4 separate regions of the Homo sapiens genome follow, and all the other regions are linked to region 2. Evidence: read pairs that join two places in POLR2A ChIA-PET (ENCODE). Cell type or tissue: HepG2. All regions are shown on one strand. Each heading gives the region's core, and the rest is flanking DNA. Links, peaks and the distances in the headings are about the cores only.

The links. Peaks named below come from ENCODE experiments on the same cell type or tissue, not always from the same donor. Only the 100,000 strongest peaks of a DNase experiment are listed, where the experiment ranks them.
Region 1: POLR2A ChIA-PET joins it to region 2 with 11 read pairs; 8 of 35 experiments call an interaction of 5 or more read pairs at or near these places.
Region 3: POLR2A ChIA-PET joins it to region 2 with 10 read pairs; 3 of 35 experiments call an interaction of 5 or more read pairs at or near these places.
Region 4: POLR2A ChIA-PET joins it to region 2 with 60 read pairs; 7 of 35 experiments call an interaction of 5 or more read pairs at or near these places.

The regions. Positions count from the first base shown.
Region 1 is chr10:119,406,571-119,412,663 of GRCh38, forward strand. All of the region lies in intron 4 of GRK5 (G protein-coupled receptor kinase 5), which reads left to right. Among named protein-coding and RNA genes, the nearest start is that of MIR4681, 32 kb to the left of the region's middle. In HepG2, for the core only: no CTCF peak of the experiment used is centred there; DNase peaks (open chromatin) are centred at 1,701, 2,801 and 3,531.
Region 2 is chr10:119,319,923-119,326,015 of GRCh38, forward strand. All of the region lies in intron 1 of GRK5 (G protein-coupled receptor kinase 5), which reads left to right. Among named protein-coding and RNA genes, the nearest start is that of GRK5-AS1, 16 kb to the right of the region's middle. In HepG2, for the core only: a CTCF peak has its summit at 2,412; a DNase peak (open chromatin) is centred at 3,239; H3K4me3 peaks cover 1,014 bases.
Region 3 is chr10:119,219,017-119,225,109 of GRCh38, forward strand. All of the region lies in intron 1 of GRK5 (G protein-coupled receptor kinase 5), which reads left to right. Among named protein-coding and RNA genes, the nearest start is that of GRK5-IT1, 14 kb to the left of the region's middle. RefSeq lists an enhancer at 3,357-3,868. In HepG2, for the core only: no CTCF peak of the experiment used is centred there; DNase peaks (open chromatin) are centred at 2,427 and 3,605; H3K4me3 peaks cover 858 bases.
Region 4 is chr10:119,268,638-119,274,730 of GRCh38, forward strand. All of the region lies in intron 1 of GRK5 (G protein-coupled receptor kinase 5), which reads left to right. Among named protein-coding and RNA genes, the nearest start is that of GRK5-IT1, 63 kb to the left of the region's middle. RefSeq lists enhancers at 83-312, 443-692. In HepG2, for the core only: a CTCF peak has its summit at 3,018; DNase peaks (open chromatin) are centred at 2,514 and 2,984; H3K4me3 peaks cover 671 bases.

The DNA.
Region 1 (6,093 bases), core at 776-5,775, 87 kb after region 2:
TTCCCAGTCCCCGGAACAGGTCATCCTGTTGTCAATTAATCTAGTGAGCTCAGACTCCACCTTCACTTGAGCAGAGGGTCTGGCTGGGCAGCTGCCCCTGCTGGGCCATCTACCAGCATTTCCAGCTTCCTGTCACAGCCTTGCGTACAGGCTGGAGGGCGGAAGAGGATTGAAAAGAAAACTTGAGAAAGGGACTTCCAGGAGTTTTCTCAAGCAACAGTAGTGAGGGACAGGGGTTGGGCCTCTTCCACTTCCACTTCTGGGAGCAGCAGAGAGAGGAATTCACAAATCAAGCCACATGTGTGCTCATGAGCTGTCTTGGGACAGCTAGCATTTATTGAGCTACTACTGTAGCCTAGAACTTCATATTCCATGTTTTGCTAAGTCCTCATCACAGCCATATAAAATAACAAGAAGTGGAGGCTCACTCAGGATGGGCGCCCAGGGAAATCTCAGGGGCTGCCCAGTTCTGGGCCCCGCACGCAGTTTTATCTGCAGATTCCCAGCGTGCAAACAGATAAAAAGATCTGTGGTTGACAAAGCTGGGGGCTGGACTTCTCTTTTTCCTCCCTTCCGCTTCCCCTTCCCCTTCCCCAGGCTCTGACTTTGAGGAGAACATTTAGGGTTCTGTGGATCCCAGTTTAAGCACCATGGAGCTGAGCTAAACTCCTCATTTCCTAGATAAAGAAACTGAGGCCCCGAGAGGCCCAGCTTGGAAGAGGAGACTGGAATCTTCCTTGTGGGGCTTTCTATAACTCTGTGCTAGAAACAAGGAGAGGAGGCCTCAAAAGGGATGCTTACTGACTTGGTTTTCCTTCTCCCACTGGGGATGGCCGGCAGCTGGGTTTCAATTCCTCTGAGGTGCTTTTTCTTTAAGCCAGTAAGTGTCTAAATGCTGAGACATTCGTAATGTCTGTGCAAAGCAGAGAAGTTGGCTGTTGCCGGAAGTTCTACTAGTTAAGCACTAAGTCATTAACTCTCTGGGTTTTAGTGGAAGAGGTGAGAGAAAATAGCATTAATTTAGCACCTACTGTATGCGACATGCTTTATAGCTTTAGTGCATTCTATCTTCATGACTATCCTATGTAGTAGACACTATTGTCCTTGTTTTACCCAGGCAGTCAGAGTTCTTTAGCTCATAATGGTAAAACAGGGGAATTGAAAACAGGGAGGCTGGGCATGGTGGCTCATGCCTGTAATCTCAACACTTTGGGAGGCCAAGGCAGGAGGATTACTTGAGGCCAGGAGTTTGAGACCTACCTGGGCAACACAGCGAGACCCCCATCTCTACAAAGAAAAGAAAACTTGGGGGGCTGGGTGTGGTGGCTCACGCCTGTAATTCCAGCACTTTGGGAGGCCAAGGCGGGCAAATCAGCTGAGGTCGGGAGTTCAAGACCAGCCTGACCAACATGGAGAAACCCCATCTCTATTAAAAATACGAAATTAACCGGGCGTGGTGGTGGATGCCTGTATTCCCAGCTACTCGGGAGGGTGAAGCAGGAGAATCGCTCGAACCCAGGAGGCAGAGGTTGTGGTGAGCCCAGATTGCATCATTGCACTCCAGCCTAGGCAACAAGAGTGAAACTCCATCTCAAAAAAAAAAAAAAAAAAAAAAATTAATTAGGTGGGTATGGTGGCGCATGCCTGTAGTCCTTGCTACACAGGAAGCTGAGGTGGGAGAATCACCTGAGCTCTGGAGTTCAAGGCTGCAGTGTGAGCTATGATTGCACCACTGCTCTCTATCCTGGGTGACAGAGCAAAACCCTGTCTCAAAAAAAAAAAAAAAAAAAAAAGGCAGAAAACACAGATGCAAACAGATACTAGTGTGCAAATATTTATAGCAGCATTATCACAATGGCCAAAAAATGGCAACAACCAAAGTATCCATCAACGGATGAATGGATAAGCAAAAGTGGTCTATCACTACACTGCAGTGTTCAACCATATAAAGGAATGAAGCGCTAATACATGCCCCAATGTGGATGAACCTTGAAAACATTATGTGAACTGAAAGAAGCCAGACATAAAAGGCCACATATTGTGTGATTCCATTTCTATGAGGTATCTAGAATAGACAAATCCATAGAGGCAGAAAGTAAGTTAGCATCTACCAGGGGGCACGTGGGAGGGAGGGAGTAGGGAGTTGCTGCTTAACAGGTACAGAGTGTCTGTTGGGATGATAAATATTTTTGGAACAAGATAGAGGTGATGGTTGCCATGATGAACGTAATGAATGCCACTGAATTGTACACTTTAAAATGGTTGAAATGGTGAAGTTTATGCTATGTCTATTTTACCACAATGAAAGAAAAAGAGCAAGAAAAGAGTGGAATGTAAGCTGGCCTGTCCGATGCTGGAGCCTGTGATCTTTCTCTTCCTCTGCGTTGTCTTCTTGAAAGTTAACCAAAGACAAAAGTTCCCACTGAATCAGCTTCCCAGGTGTAGCAGGGGGCAAGCAGCAAGGCCGGGGAATGAGCAAGCCCCGGAGGCGGTGTCGGGCTGACGTCCAGAGGCTGTGCATGCCAGCGCCCTCCGGGGCCCAGCCCAGCTCCTGACCCCCAACCTGGGCCTCGGCTTCCACTCTGCGCTGTGTCCTTAGCATCTTCTCACGTCACAGTCTCCTGCGCGGCATATTTCATGACTGTGTAATTGTCCTTCAAATAGACACACCCCACCCCTCACCAACCTTTCCTGGAAAACAAATTGTCTTTGCCCACAGCCTGATTTCATCTTGGCGCCTCCTGACGCCCTTGAGGCTGATGTGCCTTGCTGGAGCTCCTCACAGTGGGCCAGGGCAGGCCCATCTAGGTCCTTTTTCCTTTCTCATGACCATCCAGGTCAGAAAATTGGAGGTTCCTTTGATGCTGGCAGAGCTGGCTCTGCCTCTGACCCTGTCCTTAATGTGTGTGCATAGTGTTTCCTGTCCAGAATGCCTCTCTTTTGGAGTGGCGGCAGACAGAAGACTCAGCCACAGGCTTCCTGAGGGCACCCCCAACTCTGTCCTGGGTGGCAGTGATCCTGGTCCCTGTGGCTTGGCAGGCCCTCCCCATCCGTGGACCTTGGGCAGAGAAGTGGCATCACGTGGCTGAGGTGAGGGGCAGGTTCTCTTGAATTTCCTGGCTCGTAGGAGATTCCTGCCCCCTGCCCCCCAACCCCTTTATTTTGCAGCCCGAAGGGATGAAGTCTTCACTGGAGAAAAATCCAACATGATTTCGGATTGAGGAGGGTGGTGGGTGTTCTGGAAGAAGGAAAGTTGGCGGGCCCTGCCCTCGCCTATCACGCACAAAGAATGAGGGACACTCCCCACCGTTTCCCCACCGTGAACATCCCCAGCACCTCAGGGCCTGGGCTCCATGTGTCAGTGACCTGCATGTGGTTGCATTGGCCTGAGCGGAGCTGGCTGCATGCAAACCACTGGCCAGGAAGAATCCCACTCCTGCTGCTGCTCCTGCAGCTGCGCCGGGTCCCGCGAGCCCCCGCGTGCGCGGCCTGTGTAAACAGTGCGTCATCTCCTGTTGCACACTTTGGGCCTGCGGGTCACGACCAGGGATTATCAAATTGACAGAGCTCAGCTGGCCTCTCACTCCACGTCCGGGCACATTGCATTTTGTTAATTATCGTCTTTTGCTTTTGACGTAAAGGGTCGGGGTCTGGGTCAGGGTCACTGTGTATTTTCCTTTCCTTCTCATTAAAGTTGCCCAGCTCTCAGGGCCCCCAGTTAAATTCTGCCAGCGTTTAAAGATATCTTCCCTCGCTTCCCGACCCCTAAGCGCACTTCTTCCTTATTTCTGTGAAGCCACTGGAATAGCAAAGGAAATGTGGGTCAGGGTCTTTCAAACCCAGTCCATTTTATTTTTCTTGAAGGGCTGCAGCTATTTCTGAAGGGCTGGGTTTTTCTACTTTGTTGGCCCAGAGAACATGACACGCTGGGTCTCAGGCTGACCAGGTCAGCAGGGCACTGTGAAGGGGCTGGAACCACCCCCGACGCTTTGCAGCCCCAAGGCAAGGCTTGCTCCCAGCACTTCCCAGCCACACGGCCCTCACTTGGTTGCTCATAGCCCTGAGCCTGCTGTCTGCCTGTGATCCTCAGTGCAACCCTACCATCTGAAAGGGGTCTAGAAAAGTGTCAGTTCTGCCATTAGGAAAAGTGAATTCATCCAGAGCTCTAGTCTTGGAAGAGTTCCTAGCGCACAAATGGCATGAGCTGGAGGATAGAAGGGTCCTCCCTATTGCCTGGCTAAACCCCCTTTACCCTTTGGGCCATGATCAAACCTCTCCACAGCCGTGGAGCCACCTGTGTCTAAAGAGGCCACCTCTGTGAGCGCTCTCTCCTAGGTGCTGAGGGGCTGTGACCTGCACTCTACAGCCTGCAGTCCTTGCTGACCTTGAACTCCTGCCATTGGCCAACAGAGTTGGTCTCTGGGGTCCTTAGGGTGGACCTCATGGCCTGGGCACAGAATGGGCACTCAGGGAACCCGTATGGCTGATGGACCCCAGCTGAAGAAGCTTTCCGACTGGTCACTGGAGCAGTGGCCCCACCTCCACCTCTGCTCACAAAGACAGCTCCCATGCCTTGAAGTCTCTTCCTGGCCTGGTGGAAAACCCAGCTACCCTCATGGTCACCACCAAAGAGGTACAAGAGATCCTCAGCCAAAGAATTAAGGAGGTTGCAAGAGTGGTGGTGTGTGTCTGCACCATGATGGAGTCACAGGCCTTTCGTGGATGCTGGTTACTTCTGAACACTGTGTCATGGTGTCACTCCCACTTTCTCCTCCGCCAGACACACAAGACTCCAGAGAGCCCAGAGACCCCTTAGACTCTAGGTCTTTGGACTGTTCACCAAGGAAAGATAAAAATGGCAGACTGGATGCCATCTTCCTAAAGGCATCATGGCCTCTGGAAGGGCCCTGGAGAGGCCCCTTTGAGAGTTGGAGACAAGGGAAGATCCAGAGTTTCTTTGAGGGGGGACTGAAGCTTAAATAACTTGCTGAGCATGCTTTTTAAGAAAAAGAATAGGAGGTTAGGTACAAAAGTGAATATTGAGAAGGAGAAAAGAAATCACAACAAATTACTGAGGGCTTGGAGATTCATATCCTTTTCATCTGTGACCTCAATTTCCCGGAAGTGCTTCTGTAGAAATGCTCTGTCTCCCAAGATAGAGCATTCTGTAGCTCCCAGGACTACAAATAAAGGACTACTCCGTCTCAATTAACAAACAAACAAACAAAACCCTAAAGCTTCGGCCTCCTCAGCTTCATTGCAGATCTGCTTCTTTTTTTTTTTTTTTTTTTTTTTTTTGAGATAGAGTCTTGCTCTGTCGCCCAGTCTGGGGTCCAGTGGTGCGATCTCGGCTCACAGCAACCTCCACCTCCTGGAGTCAAGCAATCCTCTCGCCTCAGCCTCCTGCATAGCTGGGACTATAGGCATACACCACCACGCCTGGCTAATTTTTGTATTTTTAGTAGAGACGGGGTTTCATCATGTTGGCCAGGCTGGTCTCGAACTCCTGACCTCAGGTGATCCACCTCCCTCGGCCTCCCAAAGTGCTGGGATTCCAGGCGTGAGCCACTGCGCCCGGCCTCAGATCCGCTTCTGATTGGAGGCTGTGCCCACCTTCATGGGAAACGGTGAGCATCACCTTCCTTTGAACTCAAAAGAGGCACAGTGAGAGCCTTCCAGCCTCGATCACAAGGACCTCTACCCACAGGCTGCCGGTCCGGTGTGTCTCTGCCTGGCAGGGCTGTGCCTGGCACGGTGCCCGGGCCGTGCAGTCCATCGCCTGGGCTGACCACGAGGACACCCCGGTGAAGAGCTGGGCGTGCTTGGGCCGAGGGCTGCTGGATGTTGGCATCAGGCCCAGGGTGGAGGGAGGGACAGGCCACGAGCCCGCACAGCTCGTGAGCGTGTGGCCGGACTGATTTATTTTTCTCCCCAGTGACCCCGAAAACCAAACCCTGCCTTCTTTCCTTTGGTCTGTTCTTGTCTGGGGCTTGTGGATCACGTCTCCTGCCTGGCCATGGACAGAGAAAGGAACCACTCCAGACGGACGTGAGGGTGTGTGGCAGTGGCTTTTCCACATGGCCCTGAAGGTTT
Region 2 (6,093 bases), core at 702-5,701:
AGTCAGCCAAGTAACTTAATGGAAGCTTGCAATTAAACAAGAATTAGCTGCACCCGCCTCCTTCCCGGGAGCAGGTCTGACCTGAGCTGGGAGAGGATGTGATCCAGACAGGGGGCTCTGCCTTTTCAGGGCAGCATGAGAAGGGACACTAGAGCTGGAGCTTGAAGAACAAGCATTCCTGGCAGAGAAAGCCATGCCTGTAGGGTCGGAGTGGGGGAACAATGATGTATACAGGGATTGGAGGGGCTGCCAGGTGGCCAGGTGGCTGGATGTAAAGCATGACACTTGCATTCACTCAGCAGATACTGTTTGGGCTTCTACAGTGGACCAAGAAGAAGGTGACAGAGAACAAAGAAACCCAGGTCCCTGACACCACGGGTCCGCTATCAGCACAGGGGAGACTGATGACGGGCAAGGAAACAAATAAGTGGGAAGATTTCAGGTGGTGATGAGAGCTGTGGGCTGGGTCTGGGAGTCCAGCAGTCACTTGGCACGTAGAGGTTGAATGAGTCCATGAAAATGTGCTGCATGCGTTGAGAGAATGGATCTGTAAGCTGATGTGCAGTTCAACACAGAGACAGACAGACTGACCGACCAGTGCTTCCTACACACTTCCATGGCACGTGGAGAATGGGCCTGCTTCACAACCGAGCTCAGAGGAGACCTCCAGGAAGGTAGAATTCAGGCTAAGACTGGAAGTGTGGGTGAGAAACATTCGGAAAGGTAGGAAGAAGGTGCTCCTGGCAGAATGAACAGTGAGTGTAAAGGCCCTGAGAGCAGAGGCAGGGAGGGAAATAAAGCTTAGGAAGACAGTCACCGAGGCCCTGAATGGGACCAAGGAGAACGGGCTGAGCCTATGGGTGGTCAGGCCTGGGAACTGGCCATTCCTGCTGCTGGGACCTGAGCACGGGGGAGGTGGGAGGTGATGGCCCCAGCCCCTTGTAGGCCTAACACCCCTCCCCAGCAGTGAGGTGGGCCTAGGGCAGCGGGGGCCGTAGGGCCAGGTCACAGGAGGAATTTTTACAGTGGCATGGCTGGGCCCTGCCCCCTCTCAGGATACAGAGAAACAATCAAGTCCTATGAAATAATAAACAGTGCCAATACTTCAGTTATCAAATATGCAGCTTCACAACCCCGCAGCAGCTTGAGAGCCAAACATTTGTCTAGACGTGGTGCCTTCTCTGAGGCAGGTTTTGTTTGTTGTTAAGAAGTGAAACCTTCTCCCAGCCCATCTGAGTCAGGAAGGTTGGGTTTATTTCATGGCACTTTTAGAGGAACTGGAAGCCAGATATGGGGTGAGAGGCCATTCTGGGGTCTGCTGTCATTTAGGGGGATCCCCTGCTGAGAACATCCTCGTATTAGCTTCCTGTTGCTGCTGTAACAGATTGCCACAAGCTAAGTGGATTAAAACACCACACATTTAGTATCTTACCGTTCTGGAGATCGGAAGTCTGACGCACTCTCAGTGAGTTAAAGTCAAGGCATCAGCAGGGCTGTGTTCCCTCTGGGGGCTCCGGGGAGAATCCTTCCTGGCCTGCATGCCTTGGCTCGTGGCCCCTTCCCATCTTCCAAGCCAGCCAATGGCTGGTGAGTCTTCGTCACATTGCATCACTCTGACACTGGTTGCTCTTTCTCCCTCTTCCACATTTTAGGACCCTGTTGGTGACAGTGGGCCCACCTGGATAATCCAGGATTATGTCCCTATCATTATCCATAATCTCATCCACAAACTTAATGCTCATTTGTCATGGAACCTAACGTATTCACAGGTTCTAGGGATTAGGGCATCCCTGAGGGCGTTATCCTGCCCACCACAGTCCCCCTGCCCTATTCTGGAAGCTGAGGAAATAGGGTTGAGGAGGAAAGTGAGCCCAGGCCGTAGCTGGAGAGTCTGCACCCTCGGCTTGGGGCTGCCTCCAAGTGGCTTACCTTTCCCACCGCCTCCAACCCCACCACAGCTGCCCCATCACTAACAGATCTCCCCCAACCCCTGTTCTTTTCCTAAATGTTGGTAAAATGGTCATTAAGTAAAGCAGCATTTTTTCCACATCCCTACCCTTGACTTACTTTTTCTTTTGAGATGGGGTCTTGCTCTGCACCCAGGCTAGAGTGCAGTGGCATGATCATAGCTCACTGCAGCCTTGAACTTCTGGGCCCAAGCAATCCTCCTGTGCGCCACCACGCCCAGCTACTTATTTTATTTTTATTTTTAATAGAGACGGAGTCTTGCTATGTTGCCTAAGCTGGTCTAAACTCCTGGGCTCAAGCAATCCCCCCATCTTGGCCTCCCAAAGTGCTGGGATTACAGGCATGAGCCACCACATCTTGTCCCAACCCTTGACATTTTAGAGCCAACCATGCTTTGTTCCAGGGGTCTGTCCTGTGCACAGCGCAATATTTAACCACATCCTTGGCCTGCACCCACTAGCTGCCAGTAGCACCTCTCCACCCAGTGGTGACAATTAAAAATGTCTCCAGACATTGCCAAATGTTCCCTGGGAGGCCGTCGCTGGGGTTGGGAACCACTGAGGTAACGCGTTGGATGTGTCTGTCTTCCCTGCTAGCGACACTGTGTCCGGCACCTGCAGAGGGCCTGCCGCTTAGTATGTGCTCAACACATATTGGTTGAACGAATCAGTGAACCTATGTTAACTTTCTTAATGAATAAATCTATAAGTGTGCATGTATAAAATAGACTCCTGGGTTCCATAGACTGGCTGCCTGAGAGTCACCTGGGGATCCTTTTAAGAAGTCACATTCCTGGGGTCCAATCACAGAGGATTGGGGTACAGCCTAGCAATCTGTATTGTCAAGAGTGCTTCATCAGTTCCCCCAAAACTTAAACATATATACCATATAATCCAGCAATTTCCCTCCTGAGTATATACCCAAAAGAATGGAAAGCAGGGACTTGAACAGATACTTGTTTGCAAATATCCATAGCAGCGTTATACGTAATAGCTAAAAGGTAGAAACAGCCCATGTGTCTATCCACAAATGAATGATAAACAAAAAGTTGTATACCCATACAACAGAATATTATTCAGCCTTCAAAACAAATGAAGTTCTGACACATGCTCCAACATGGGCGAAGCTCGAGGACATTACGCTAAGTGAAAGAACAGACACAAAAGAACATGTATGATTCCCTTATACGAGGTATCTAGAGTAGTCACAATCACAGACATGGAGTGTAGGAGAGAGGTTGCCGGGAGCTAGGAGGAAGGAGGGAATGGGAGTTAATGTTTAATGGGTTCAGAGTTTCAGTTTGGGATGATGAAAGAGTCCTGGAGATGGAAGGTGGTGATGGTTCCACAGCAATGGGAACGTCCTTAATGCAGCTGACTCGTTCACCTAAATAATGGTTAAACTGGTACATTTTATGTTATGCATATTTTGCCATATGCAAAAAATGGTGCTTCATGCCTGCCAGGTCTGAGAATCAGTAGTGTGCGAGAGGAATGGGGAGCAGGGGATGGACCCGTCGAGTTCTAACGACCCTCCCAGGCCTTGCAGCTGCTGGGATGGGGACATCAGACTCTGCTGAGCTAGGGTTTAGGCTGATTTCTTGAGAGGGTGGCCCTATCTGGGCGTGCACAGAAGAACCTCTAGGCTGCCTGAATGAGGGCTGCGGCTAGATGAGGATTGGCTTGTCTGGAGGCCACATGTGCTGTCCCCCGGGCAGCTGCTGCCCAGCTCCGGCTGATTCTTGCCATGTGGGGTGCCTGGCTGTGGGAGAGACGTCCAAGGTCTGGATTTCGATGTGAAATCTCCTCATTTTTATTTATTTCAATAGTTTTGGGGGAACAGGTGGTGTTTGGTTGCATGGAATGTTCTTTAGTGGTGATTTCTGAGATTTTGGTGCACACGTCATCTGAGCGAGGTACACTGTAGCTAGTGTGTAGTCTTTTATCCCTCACCTCCCTCCTCCCCTTCCCCCAAGTCCCCTGAGTCCATTATATCATTCTTGTGCCTTTGTGTCCTCATCTGAGCTCCTGGGAATCTCCTAATTTTTCAATGTTGGCAACTGGTTCAGTGAACAAGCAAGCAGACAAACAAGCCACCTAAGGGTCACACTGGTGACCCTGCGGGCCTCCGGTCTGGCTTGCAGCTTTTCTGGGAGCTCACAGGCTGGGTCCCCAGCTAGATCCTTGCTCCTGCTCCCGTCATGGCTGCCGCGTCACTCCTGAAGTCTGACACCAGCTTTCTCTTTGATCCTCTGAGAATTTCTCTTGTATTCAGGGCACCCAAAATGGTGGTTTACAGAGAGAATAGCAAGAGCCAGGGCCCAGGGTCTGGATTCTGCTCAGGCTGGGGTCTTGGCTCTGCCAATTATGAGCCACGGGGCCACAGGTGACTTGCTACCTTTCCCCCATGCCTTGATTTCCTCATCTGTCAACTGGGTATATCATAGTTCCTGCCGGCCAGGTGCAGTGGCTCATGCCTGTAATCCCAGCACTTTGGGAGGCCAAGGCAGGCGGATCACTTGAGGTCAGGAGTTTGAGACCGGCCTGGCCAACATGGTGAAACCCTGTCTCTACTGAAAATATGAAAAATTAGCCGGGTGCGGTGGTGCACATCTGTATTCCCAGCTACTCGGGAGGCTGAGGCAGGAGGATCGCTTGAACCCGGGAGAGGCAGAGGTTGCAGTGAACCGAGATCGTGCCATTGCACTCCATCCTGGGTGACAGAGTGAGACTCTGTCTCAAAAAAAGAAAAAAAAAAGTTCCTGCCTTGTAGAGTAAGGGTGAAGCCTGCAGGTGAGGGGCTTGGCCCCGGGCAGGGCCAGTGCATGGCTGAGCAGTATGCGCGTGTATGTTTATATGTACATGAAATGTGTGTGCACTTGTGTGTGTGGCCCCCGTTGGCAGAAAGAGTGAGCGTGGCATGGGTGATTTCTTCCTCAAAGAGTCATTCTGAGGATTAAACAAGATAATGTACAGGTGGAGCCTCACCACGGCAGGTGCCGCCTCACCACGGCAGGTGCCCAATACGCATTCCTTCTGTCCCTCGGAGTGTGAGGCCTTGGCCGTCTGTGGAGATTTGAGAGGAGGACACTGGGCTAGTTGGAGAGGAGGGAGTTGGGTTGAAGATGCAATGAGAGGAGAGGAGAGAGACTCCTCCCCATCAGCACTCTCTCCTGCTTCCTGGAGCAGGAGCAGAGTTCTGGTCCCATTCTCAGAGGCAGGTGCACTGGCTAATCAGGGCTATGACCTTGCTTTCCAGGATAGCTTGGATGACAGTTAAGAATCCCCAGTTCTGTGCCTACTTTTAAACACATGCTACCTTGTTTTCCCTCCTTTCAGCTTTGGGAGGAAGGCCTTACTGTCTCCACTTCATGGATGAGGACTCAGAGAGGGCGGGTGCTTGTCCAGGCTTGCCTAGGCAGCAGGGGATGGCCACAGGGCCAGAGCAAGGTGGAGGACAGGTTGGGCTGGCTGGGAGAGGGCTGGAGCTGAGTGCCACTGGGCTCCCCTGGGTTGCTGGTGTGCAGAAGGGGCCTTGTCCTGCCCAGCTGGTTCCTGGGAGGGTGACAGAGTGGAGGGGCTGCATACCCACCCGGAGCAAGCAGACGAGCTACATAAAATCCTGATAACCAAGGGGCACAAAGGGCTCCATGACCTGTGGTGAGTCATGGACAGATGGTGGCTAAGCGCCACTGTAAGGGTGGAGAGTGGGTGACGGCACCTTGGTCCCCAGGAGCCCTCTGGCCACATGGCACAGCAGTGCCTTCAGGTCCAAGGCCCAGATGCTGGTGGGCTCAGGGACACTGAGGCCCAGAGCTTCACCCCATCGCTGTTTGCGCCTGTGCACCCTGACACCTGTCCATCATCCCTTGGACCAGGAGTGCAAGGATGACGGGAACACCTGTGTGCGCCTCATGTGGTTCTGCACGTTACACGTGACTGTTCATTACATGTGTTCATTACTAGTGCACATTCATTGTGCGTGTGCATGTTCATCATGTCCACGTGCTCAGTACTCGTGTGCACTGGGGAGGATGTGAGGCAGGGCGGGCCCCTCAGGAGTCCCTCCTTCCTTCCAGCCTCGGAGACTCTGGGGTTTGTGAGGAGCAAGAAGAAGGCGGTACTT
Region 3 (6,093 bases), core at 689-5,688, 100 kb before region 2:
TCTCCCAAGCAGCTGGGACTACAGGCACGTGCTGGGATTTTTTTGTATTTTTAGTAGAGAGCGGGTTTCACCGTGTTAGCCAGGATGGTCTCGATCTCCTGACCTCGTGATCCTCCCTGCCTCGGCCTCCCAAAGTGCTGGGATTACAGGCTTGAGCCACCATGCCCGGCCCAATATCTGAAACTTTTTGAAAGCCAACATGATGCATACAAAATGATCATTGGATCTGTTGCCTAGGCTGGAGTGCAGTGGCACCATCATAGCTTAGCTCACTGCAGCCTTGGCCTCCTGGGCTCAAGTGATCCTCCTGCCTCAGCCTCCAAAGTAGCTGGGACTACAGGTGCGTGCCACCACACTTGACTCTTTGCAACATTTTGGATTTTAGATTTTCAGATTTGGGATGCTCGACCAGTATAATGCAAATATTCCAAAATCCAAAAACATCAGAAATCCAAAGCACTTCTGGTCACAAGCATTTCAGATAAGGGATACTCAACCTGTATTTATGTTATGTGATGGTGAAGAAGAGAGCCGAGAAAGTGATATCCTCAAGAAATGGCCTTGGGGTCACAATAGATGGTACATTAGGATACGATTCAACATGGTTAAGAAAGGTTAACTAAGGTTATAGGGCAAATTGGAAAATGTTTTCCAAATGTTTGTCTTAACTCTGAAAAATGTTTGGCAAACTCCCCCTCCCCCCTAATTTGGAAGTGGTTTGTTTTAGTCGTTTTGGAAGAAATAAATATTTGCATTAGACCAAACATTTGGGGCAAACAGTTCTCCCCATTTCTGAGGCTCTGTGTGAGTAGGAGGAGATGTTTCATGCCGATAACACTCATCCCTTTTTTGGCCAAATCGAAGGTAACTTTCGATGTGAGCTTCACATGCTTTTCACATAACTGCTAGAATGAGGTTGAGCAAATGGAAAGAAAAGAGGAAGCCAAGCAGCTTGATCCTTCCAGACCTAGGGATGGCTGATGACCTGGCATTTGAAGGATGTAATCGTTAAAGAAAAATTGCCTTTCTGCTCATGGGCAGGGAGGCTGGATCCAATTAAGACAAGGAAAACGTATGTTAACTTGGAGGAAAAATTTCTAAACAGTCAATTCTGTAATCCTCTCTGAAGAGGAAGAGGCCAACATGATGAGGCTTTATGGATGGTGCCAAGCCCTGTGATATATAATAATTAGTAACCACTGGTTATTTTGCCGCACACTTATTCTCCAAACCACTAACCATTGCTTGGGATGGAATGCACCAGGCCTAGATATTTGCCCCAGATGTCTTCCCTTCAGCAGTATCCAATTAGAGGGATTTTTACAAATTAAAGCTTAATTCTCTATAATATATAGCAAAATATAAATTAAGGAAGGAGAAACCCGATTTCCTTGGTTGGTTCCATGGGTTACGGAGGTGAGGGCTAGTCTTCAGGTGCACCTCTTAGTTTATGCTTCAGTGGCTAGTGGTGACTGTTCTATATCATGGTCCTTGGTATTTTTGCTAGTCTTTTTGGTAGCTTAAAAACATTTCAGAGGCGAGGCATGGTGGCTCATGCCTGTAATCCCAGCACTTTGGGAGGCCAAGGTGGGTGGATCACCTGAGGTCAGGAGTTTGAGACCACCCTGGCCAACATGGCAAAACCCCGTCTCTATTAAAAATCCAAGAATTAGCCAGGCATGGTGGCACGCGCCTGTAATCTCGGCTACTTGGGAGGCTGAGACAGGAGAATCGCTTGAACCCGGGAGGCGGAGGTTGTGGTGAGCTGAGATCGCGCCACTGCACTCCAGCCTGGGTGACAGAGGCTCAAAAAAAAAAAAAATTTGCAAAGGTAATACTCACTAAAGAAAGTCCAGGCCAGAAGTGGTGGCTCATGCCTGTAATCCCAGCACTTTGGGAGGCTGAGGCTGGCAGATCACCTGAGGTCAGGAGTTTGAGAAGAGCCTGGCCAACATGGCAAAACCCTGTCTCTACTAAAAATACAAAAAAATTAGCCTGGTGTGATGGCATGCGCCTGTAGTCCCAGCTACTCGGGAGGCTGAAGGGAGAGAATGGCGTGAACCCGGGAGGCGGAGGTTGCAGTGAGCCGAGATCGTGCCACTGCACTCCAGCCTGAGGGACAAAGTAAAACTATATCTCGGAAAAAAAAAAAAGTCCAAAGGACCATGTAAAGCATCTCTCTCTGTCTTCCCATGCACCCCTGCTACCAATCCCACCACTCAGAAATAATTAGCGTCAGCATGTAGGTGAACGTTTTCCCAAATCTCTGTATATGCACATACGAACATCTAGATAGAACTTTACACAAAATGGGTCCCAGTGTACACACTGTTCCGCAGCTGTTTTCAGTCCACAATATGCTGCAGAGCCTTTCCATATCTGTGTTTATAGTTTCCCATGAAATGGATGGGTGTCAGGAAAAATTGTGAAAGACTTTGGAAGCTGAATGCTGTTTCAATGGAATGCTGGGTATGTTCTAGCAGACTCTTAGGGGTTATCCAGTTCTAAAGGGGTCTGTGTTTTTCATTGTCTTTGACTAGTTTTATAATATATTTAACCAAGCCCCTAGAATGAGCCATTTAAATTCTCTAATTTTTAAAGATAATATAAAGGAATATCCTACCCATGATATATTCATCTTTATGCACTTATTTTAAAGACTTCTGTTTTTTTCCTGTGGGAGTATCTGCCTAATAACATCCCCTTTCCTCTTTGGGAAGAATCATAATAATTTGTGAAATAGGCTTCAGTGACCCTAGGGATGTACAATGTAGATTTTCTTATGAGAAAGGAGCATGATACATGTGACATGACATTTCTGAGACCTTTGGGACTTAACATCCCTCACCTCTGAGTAATGAGTCATCTTTTCTATGGTATTCAAAGTTTGAATTAGGGAAATTAAGGTTGAGTTCAGTCAAAGACTTTAGTTGTAGATGACTTTTCAGTTGCCCTTGGATTTTGCATGTGTAAATCAGGCAGGGGGTACACTCAGAAAACAAGCCCACAGCTTCGTAAGGTGTCTTGGATCTCTCACTGTGGATCATCAGCACAACCCTGTGGGCCTGGGAATTGTTTTTGCTGTTGCTGTTAGTATTATTCTAGTTTGAGAAAGAAGGAAAACAAGCTCAGAGAGGTGAAGTGGTTTTCCAAGATCACATACCAAGGAGCCACTTCCCCTTGTTTCCTGTGGTGCCAATCCATTGCTTCGTTTTTCGTGTTTGAGAGCTTTTGCGTTTCATTGTACATTGTACAATTCTAGGGAGCCATTGTTCCCATCCTAAAGCTGGTAGATGTGTAAATGTATCAGGTCGGGGGGCAGAAAGTGTCTTGAGGAAGGGACGCCCCTTCCTAATCCCCTCCAAGTGCTGCCTGTGCTGGTGTCAGTCCTCCTGAGGTCATTTGCCCTGTCTTTGATCTGGCACAGTATCCTCCTCTGTGGAATTCTGTAGCTCTTCCTCTGGTAACTGCTTTCACTAAAGGTTTGCATGGAATTTACCTAGACAAGGGCCCTACGGTTCCCACCTGAGAATAGAAAACGCCCATTAAAAACAGCACCACACAAAACAAATCAGTGGCCCCTCCTCCTGCTCTGCCTCCCTCCGAGATAAGCTTGGCATGAGGGCATAGTCCAGAGCCCCACGGCCTTCAGTAATTTTGTTAACAATTGGAGGAGAATGGCATTTTCTTCTGGGAAACATTTGCAGATGTGTGAGCTAGCTCTACATGGGGAAGGGCTGCCCCTTCACTGCGTGCTGAGGCTACGGGCTCCGTGTCCTGTCAGAGTGTGGGAGGGAGCTCCTCACACTGAAGCCAGCTCCTTCCTTCCGCAAAGAAGGGATCTGAGGGCCAAAAGGGGCCCGCATGGGTGGCCGTGCAGGAGCAGAAAGAGGCTCCAAAGCAGGATGGGTCCCCTGGCCTGGATTTTCCTCCAGGGCAGCTCTGCAACTCTAACACCCATCCCCAGGCTGTGTGTTTCCTAGGGATACGTAATAAAGTGCCACCAACTGGGTGGTTTAGAACAACAGACATCTATTGTCGCACAGTTCTGGAGGCCAGACGTTTGAAATCAAGGTGTGTGCAGGGCCGTGCTCCCTCTGAAGGTACCCGGGGAAGACCCGTTCCAGGCCTCTCTCCTTGGCTTGTTGGTGGCTGTCTTCTCCCTGTGCGTCTTCCTCTTGTGCATCTGTCCCTGTGTCCAGAGTTATCCTTTGTATAAGGACACCAGTGCTATTGGATCATGGCCCACTTGAATGACCTCATGTTAACTTGATTACCTCCATAAAGATCCTATTTCCAAATAAAGTCACATTCTGAGGTACCGGGGGTTAGGACTTCAACATAATCTTCTTTGGAGGACGCAGTGAACCCTGGAACACAGGCCCTGCCTGTACTGAAGCAGCAGCTTTTGGGGATAGCCTGTATTTTTAAAACAGGAGGTTCTGAGGATGAACCAGGCGTGGGAACTGCTGCTCTATAGAACCCTGGAGCTGGTGGGTTTTCTGAGTGCCTTCTGAGATTATCTTGGACATCCAGACTACTCTGACCGGGTCCCCAAATAGGACTCTGCAGGTTCCCTGGCAGTTGGTTTCTGTCTTCTGCTCAAATATTTCTAGAGACGGGGAGCTCATACCTTCTTCTAAGCAGCCTATCCGATTTTAAACCACTGGATTAAAAATATCTATAATAATATATATATATTATATATATCTATATATATTAGATAGGCTTCTTGCCTCACCCACTAAATTGTAGACTTCCTGAGGGCTGACACCAGGGCTTTTTCTTTGTATCTTACTGGAACTAACGAGATGCTAAAAGTAAACCCAAGTCGGCCTGTGGAGACCTGGTATGTCTGGTGCCATGTTAACCCATTAGGTCCTGGTTCTGCTCTTTGGAGGTATCCAGGATAAATGCACCACTCTTTGCCTGAGGGGGCCCTTCTAATATTAGAAGACAACTATGATACCCACTGTAGAACTAAAAGCAGAACCCCAAGTCCGGCACGGTGGCACTCACCTGTAGTCCCAGCTACTCCCAAGCCAGGAAGATCACTTGAGCCAGGAGTTCTGGGCTGCAGTGTGCTATGCACTGCACTCCAGTGAATAGCCACTGCACTCCAATCTGGGCAACAGAGTGAGACCCTGTCTCTTAAAAAACAAACAAACAAACAAACATAGCCAGAACCCTGCCCTCCAGATTCCCAGACTGGGCTCTCATTGTGCATTGCAGCCAAGTAACAGACATAACCAACCTTAGGATAGGATTTATTAGCAGGTGGGAATGATGTTGTTGCTAACATCTGGCAAAGCTCAAGGCTTCATAACTTGCCAGAAGTGAGATCCAGTCACCCACTATTTATTTATTAATTTATTATTTATTTATTTATTTATTTATTTATTTATTTATTGAGACGGAGTGTTGCTCTGTCGCCCAGGCTGGAGTGCAATGGCACGATCTCGGCTCACTGCAACCTTCTGCCTCCCAGGTTCAAGCGGTTCTCTTGCCTCAGCGCCCCGAGTAGCTGGGATTACAGGCGCCCGCCACCATGCCCGGCTAACTTTTGCATTTTTTTTTAGTAGAGATGGGGTTTCACCATGTTGGTCAGGCTGGTCTCGAACTTCTGACCTCAGGTTATCCAACTGCCTTGGCCTTACAAAGTGCTAGGATTACAGGCGTGAGCCACTGCGCCCAGCCTAGTCACCCACTTTTTAATTTTCGAGGTAATATGGTATCTTCTCCTGCTGTGCATTGAGGCAAGATGTTTCCATTCCATTGAAAGCTTGATCAAGGTTCTATGAGAAGTTCAAAGGGAAAAGGAGAGTGTGCCACTCATGTGCTGTGTGGCTCCTCTCCAAGCAAAACCATCCTCAGCTGCATAAATGTGCAGCTTGGCCAGGTGATCCTGGAGTCTCTTCTCACCCTTCAAATCTTGAGAATTTGCAGGTGCATTTTCCACTGATAATTCAACTGTGGGTACTTCAGAATAAAATTTGATGTTAATTTGAAGAGCAGGCATTACACATTAAAACAAAAATTACCCCAAGGGAAGAATGAGAGCCAAGAGGGGTTACATTTGTAGTAGAAATAAAC
Region 4 (6,093 bases), core at 759-5,758, 51 kb before region 2:
AGATTTGGCAGGTGATAAATGCTGACCAAGTGTTTGCTGTTGCAGTAGTTGTTATGGCAGTTGTCGTCACTGTCCCCAATGTCATCACTATCATTCTCGTCATCTCAGGACACTGAGGAAAGGCTGAGCTAGTAATGAATAGGGTTGGACTGGTGCTGCCTCTTTAGTGCCTAAGAAACGCTACCCTGGCCCTGTCTCCAGGCCTTGATCTCAAGGTGGGATTCATCCATCATCCACCACGGCCCAGGAGCCAGCTGTCCTCACTTCTGGGGTGACTTGTGAGTAGATAACAAAGGGGGTGCCCTCACCCTGCAGCGGAGTCCCCATGGGCCTTGGGGCCCAGAGGGAGATGGTATCTGTTTCCCATGGGCTTCCTGTCACAGGCAGATGACATCTGCTCTCTGCTCAGGGTAGATTTGGGGGCCTCTGCCACTGGCTGACTGGAACTCTCTTACCTCATTCTAGACTCTTCCAGGCAGCTTTCTGTTTGTTCTCTAACAGAAACATAGAAACAAACCAGCATCTTTTCTAAACAAAGAGGGACTTTTCACAGGAAGTTTGATGACCTGACGCGTTCCCCCTGCTTGTTGAAGCACGAGCCTCTTCTCTGACAGTTAGGGTGACTTGCTGGAGAACAAACAATAGACAATAGTTGTGGCCTACTTCCCGTGAGAAGCAAGAATGGTACAGGTGGATGTTGGGAGCCCCCAAACCCATGGAAGGGGTTTCCTGAGGACGTCCTATAGTCCCTGAACATGCAGCCGAGGGTTCCTGGGGTAGCAGCACCCGTGTGGTTAGCCCTGTAATGGGCTCACATTATGAGGCTTCCGTGGGTAGGCCCTGTTCAGAGAGCTTTGCGTGCTCTCATCCTGGGGAGTCAGGGTTAGGTTTAGGGTCAAGACTGATATAATGGCCAGGCACAGTGGTTCACGCCTGTAATCTTAGCACTTTGGGAGGCCAAAGCGGGTGGATCACCTGAGGTCAGGAGTTTGAGACCAGCCTGGCCAACATGGTAAAACCCTGTCTCTACTAAAAATACAAAAAAATTAGCCGGGCATGGTGGTGTGCTCCTGTAATCCCAGCTACTTGGGAGGCTGAGGCAGGAGAATTGCTTGAACCCAGAAGGCGGAGGTTGCAGTGAGCTGAGATCGCACCACTGCACTCCAGCCTGCAAGATGGAGTGAGACTCCATCTTAAAAAAAAAAAAAAAAAAAAAAAGTTGCTGAGTTGGCTCTCCAAGCCTCTTTCTCAGAGCCACCTTGGAGGGGGCCAGCCAGCTCCAAAGCCTGGGGTGTTGGCCTTTGGGAGGGAGGGGGCCTTGTGCCAGTCCCCCACACTTTGTCTGCTCCTCCAGCCTCCTTGGAGTACCTTGAATGTACCTTCCTATTGCTGTTCCCTCTGCCCAGAGTCCCGTGCTCTCCTCTCCACATTCCTTCACTGCTCATTGGCATTCAGGGTTGGGCATAAATATTACCTTCTTGGGGGCCTGTTATTTGCATCCTAACTAGCAGGGCTCCTTTGCAGCCCACTGCCAGCCCTGCCATTCTTCATCACAGTCCTCTGTTCATCTCTTTGCCACTTGTCACCAAAATGTGTAATTGTACCTTCATTGATGTCCAGTCAGCCTTCTGTATCTGCAACTTTCACATCTGTGGATACAACTGACCGCAGATTGAAAATACTCAGAAATAAAAGGATGCTTGGGTCTGTACTGAACATGTACAAACATTTTCCTTGTCATTATTCCCTAAACAATACGTTATAGCAACTGTATACACATAGCACTTACATTGTATTAGGTATTAGAAGTAATCTAGAGATGATGTAAAGTGTATAGGAGGATATGCATGGGCTTTATACAAATACTACACCATTTTATATCAGGGACTTGAGCATCCATGGACTTTGCCATCTGAGGGGGGCACCAGAACCAATCCCCTAAGAAACCAGGGGACAATTGTTCACCTCCATGACAGGCCCATAAGCTGCTCTGTGCAGGTGCAGGTCTGTCATGCGGCCCACAGCCCTCTCTGCAGAAGACCCTCAAATGCTGGGGGAATGCACAAATTAGCTGGGGGGCAGTCTCTAGGAGATTTTCAGCAGTTTCTCCTGAGAGGTGTGAAGCTGAGAGTTAAGTAGGGTTTTGTAGGTGTAACAATAGGCATTTTCCTTCCAGCAGCTCAAACTGCAGTGTGCTTGGCACGTTAGTGCAAAGGAAAAAAACTCACTTCATTCTTAAGAAAGCTCTGGAAATTTCATCTGTGTTTGAGTGAGTTGGCATGCTGGGCCCCTGGCGGAACACAAATGTGGAATTTGAACTCTACCCTACCTCAGAGAGCAAGGCTGAAGCGATAGGATGAAATGCATTTAAATGTCATGAGTGTTATTATTAGTCGTAATCTTATCTTTGTTAATAATAATAACAGGACCCGCCTAGAAGTGACTGAATAGCAGACCGGGCTTTCGTAAGTAAGCTCACACTGTCAGATAGCACCAGGACCTGGGGTGGCGCCGGCGCCGTTAGGGAGGGAGTGTTCACCGGAAACCTGCCCGGGCCACACGTGTACAGCCACATCCTCCACGCCCTTTGGGCGCTGGTCATTCAGAGAGGCCCTCTCAGACACGCCTGGCCTCTTTAGAGGCTCTCTCATCCCCTCGAGCTGCCAACACAATCAAGGGTCTGCAGGTTTGGGAACTCCAAGGCAGTTTCTCTTTACCAAGTTCTCTGCATAGCCTTTTGCCTTCTATTGTTTGCTGTCCCAGAGACTGGCTGAAACAATGTGTTTCCTACAGATTTTGTTTGCCTGCATTGACTTCTTTGTTTAGCTCTAGTAAACAGACATTTAGCATATACAGATCTGCACACTTGACAAAGAGGAATTTGGAGCCCTGGACGGGGTGGCTGCACTGAGTCACCAGCTCCTTGAACCTGAAGACCTTGGATGGTCCGGAGCTCGTAAATGACTCACCCCATCAGTGCTGGGCTGGTGTGTGCGGGGTTTTGTCGCCACCTTTGGCAATGGAAGAGGGGAACGTGGGGCCTTTGACTCGTCAGGGAAAAACAGGTGTGTGAGCACTAGGTTGGTGACGAGGTTTAGCAGCAGGTGGACTCTGGAGCGTGACTCTGGAGTTGCCAGTCCCAGCTCCAGCACTTTGATTAGCTGTGTGACGTTGGGGAAGTTGCTTGCCTAATATGTGTGTGTTTCCTCATCTGTGAAGACAGCACTAACCTCGTAGGTACTCGGGAGGCTGAAGGAGTTCATCTGTGGAAATCATTTGGCATGATGCCTACTCTTATTCCTTGTCTGTGGGGCCCTGTTTTGTGGGCTTGCCACAGTCTCATGACTCTGCTGGGAAGAGCCTTCCTGCGGGCCCCCTTGAGCTAGGAATAGAACCTGGATTTCTGGCCCTGTAGGCTGACGCGGCCCTCCTAGATGTAGTGGTGATGCCCCGTTCAGCAGAGATGGTTCCAAATGTTCTGAACTTCTGCCTTGTATGGGACCCTGTGCCGGCTGAATCGCATGGTAGCTCAGGGCATAGATGCTAAATGGGACGGTCCTGGGTTTGCACCCTGGCCTCTGCTCTCACCAGCTGTGTGAGCTTGGATGTGTTACTTGTTACTCAGAGCTTTTCTCATGTGTAAAGCTGAGTGCATGAGGCCGGGCGTGGTGGCTCACGCCTGTAATCCCAGCACTTTAGGAGGCTGAGGTGGGCGGATCACCTGAGGTCAGGAGTTCAAGACCAGACTGGCCAACATGGTGAAACCCTGTCTCTACAAAAATACAAAAATTAGCCAGGCATGATGGCGGGTGACTATAATCCCAGCTACTCAGGAGGCTGAGGTAGGAGAATCACCTAAACCTGGGAGGCGGAGGTTGCAGTGAGCCGAGATCATGCAGTTGCACTCCAGCCTGGATGACAGAGCAAGATTCTATCTCAAAAAAAAAAAAAAAAAAGAAAGAAAGAAAGAAACAAGAAACTGAGTGGATGAGATCTCTATTTCATGGGGTCGTTGCGAGCATTAAGTGTGCTAGTGTTTGTGAAGAGCTTGGGCGGGGCCTAGCACAGAGCCCTGCATAGTAGAGGTTTTGCCCTGACCCATGAGCTGAGCATTGGAAATACCACAGAATCTGGAGTGGGGAGCAGAGGAGGTGTCATGGTCCTTAAGGCCTGACCTGTCAGATATTCACAGTTGTCTGTGTCACTTGTTCTCGCATTGATAGACCTGGAGGGACAGGGAGGCCAGCCCGTTGTGGAGGGGACTCCGCAGGCTGAGGGTTGATTCTGGCTCTGAGCAGGCTTCAAGCAGAAGCTGGCTAGCCCCTTGGCAGGGAGGTGGCAGTCCCTCTCTGACGCCTTCCAAGTCCTCCCCAGTCCTTCTAGGATTCTTTTACGGAACCAAAGATAATAGTCCCCTTTGATACCACATACAAGCCAGTCGTATTCCATGCCTCGGAATATGAACAAAACCAGACCGGCGATGGCTTAAGCCTCATTGAGAGGCCCATTTGGATAGCAGGAGATTACATGGGGTCATGAGTAGACAGAATGTGGATTTCCAGAAGGTGCCTCGGCAGCTCCACTGTAGGCATAAAGCAGGTGATTTTGAGATGTGTCCACTGGCACCTGTTCTGAGGCTGGTGGTGTCGGGGGTTGTGGTCATCACAGGTTGCATTAAAAGGGGGCTTTGATGGGGTCTTTTCCAGATGGAGCTGCTTTGTGGGATTCTGCTGCCCTGCCTTGGGATAGCAGGTCAGCAGAGGGTGAGCTCAGGAGCTGCAGGCTACGTGTGACGTTTAAAACATATTCTACATAAACTCATCCATGATCTATTCATGGTGTAATGGATGTCTGGGGCAGGGTGCTAGCTTCAGACGCTCCAGCCCAGGCTTTCTCAAGCCCTCCCAAGGTGCTGAGACATTTGGCACCCTCAGGCCACAAGTGTGGATGGGCCGCGGCTTTGACCCACAGGGGAACTCATCTCCCCAAGCTTTGTCCCCATGGGTCACCTACTTTGCAACCCTAGTTTCGTGATTTGGTTAATGGTGTTTAAGTGGCTGAGCCATGTATCTGGGGTTTTTCAGTGCCGTCACTATTATTTCTTGTTGAGATTTTTGCACAGTCTCCTTCCCTCAATCCTATGTGTTCTTTTTTTTGATGGAGTCTCGCTCTGTCACCAAGGCTGGAGTGCAGTGGTGCAGTCTCAGCTCACTGCAACCTCCATCTCCTGGGTTCAAATGATTCTCCTGCCTCAGCCTCCCAAGTAGCTGGGACTACAGGCACATGCCACCACACCTGGCTAATTTTTGTATTTTTAGTAGAGACAGGGTTTCACCATGTTGGCCAGGCTGATCTCAAACTCTGGACTTCAGTGCTCGGATTATAGGCGTCAACTACCGCGCCTGGCCTATGTATTCTTTTAAACTTCAGCTCATTAGAGCTGGGTTTGTGTCATAAGTGAGAGAGCCCTGAGGTGCTTGGTTTGAAGCAAAGCTTGGTTAGCCATCAGCATCTGATTGGAGACTGGTCCCAACCCACCCATGCCGCTGAGGAGGGGACATGGGTGCTGGCCAGCACCGAGATTAGAACACTGACCCGGTGACATGGGAGACTGTGGTTTCCCTCATGGTACAGAAACATAAACCATACTTGTTTTTGAGATGTCTGACCCTGACAAGACTGGGAAATAGAGCTAGCGACTGATAAGTGTTCAGGGGTGGGGCTGCATGTGGGCATTGTAGGAAAAGCGCACTGGCGAGAGGCGTACAGAGGGATCCCAGGCGTTAGCTTCCATTCCCAGCTTCTGTAGGGCACTTACCTGTGCTTCCTTCAGAAGGTGACCAACCAGTGAACTCTGCATGTTACCTTGGCCTTGTATAGGGTGGCTGGGTCGTCAGAAACCTGGGAGGCTCTGGACAGTTGACTTTACTTGGCTGTTCTTTGGTGTTTGTTCCATTCAGTGATGCTGCTGTGCCTCTTGAGGTGCAGGTGCAGGCTGGGTATTTCTCCCTCTAGACTGTTGCCCACAGCTGGAGGCAAAGGGAGTCCATTCATTTTTGCCTGTTGAATGAAGTTAGAGTTTTCGGTTTCTCT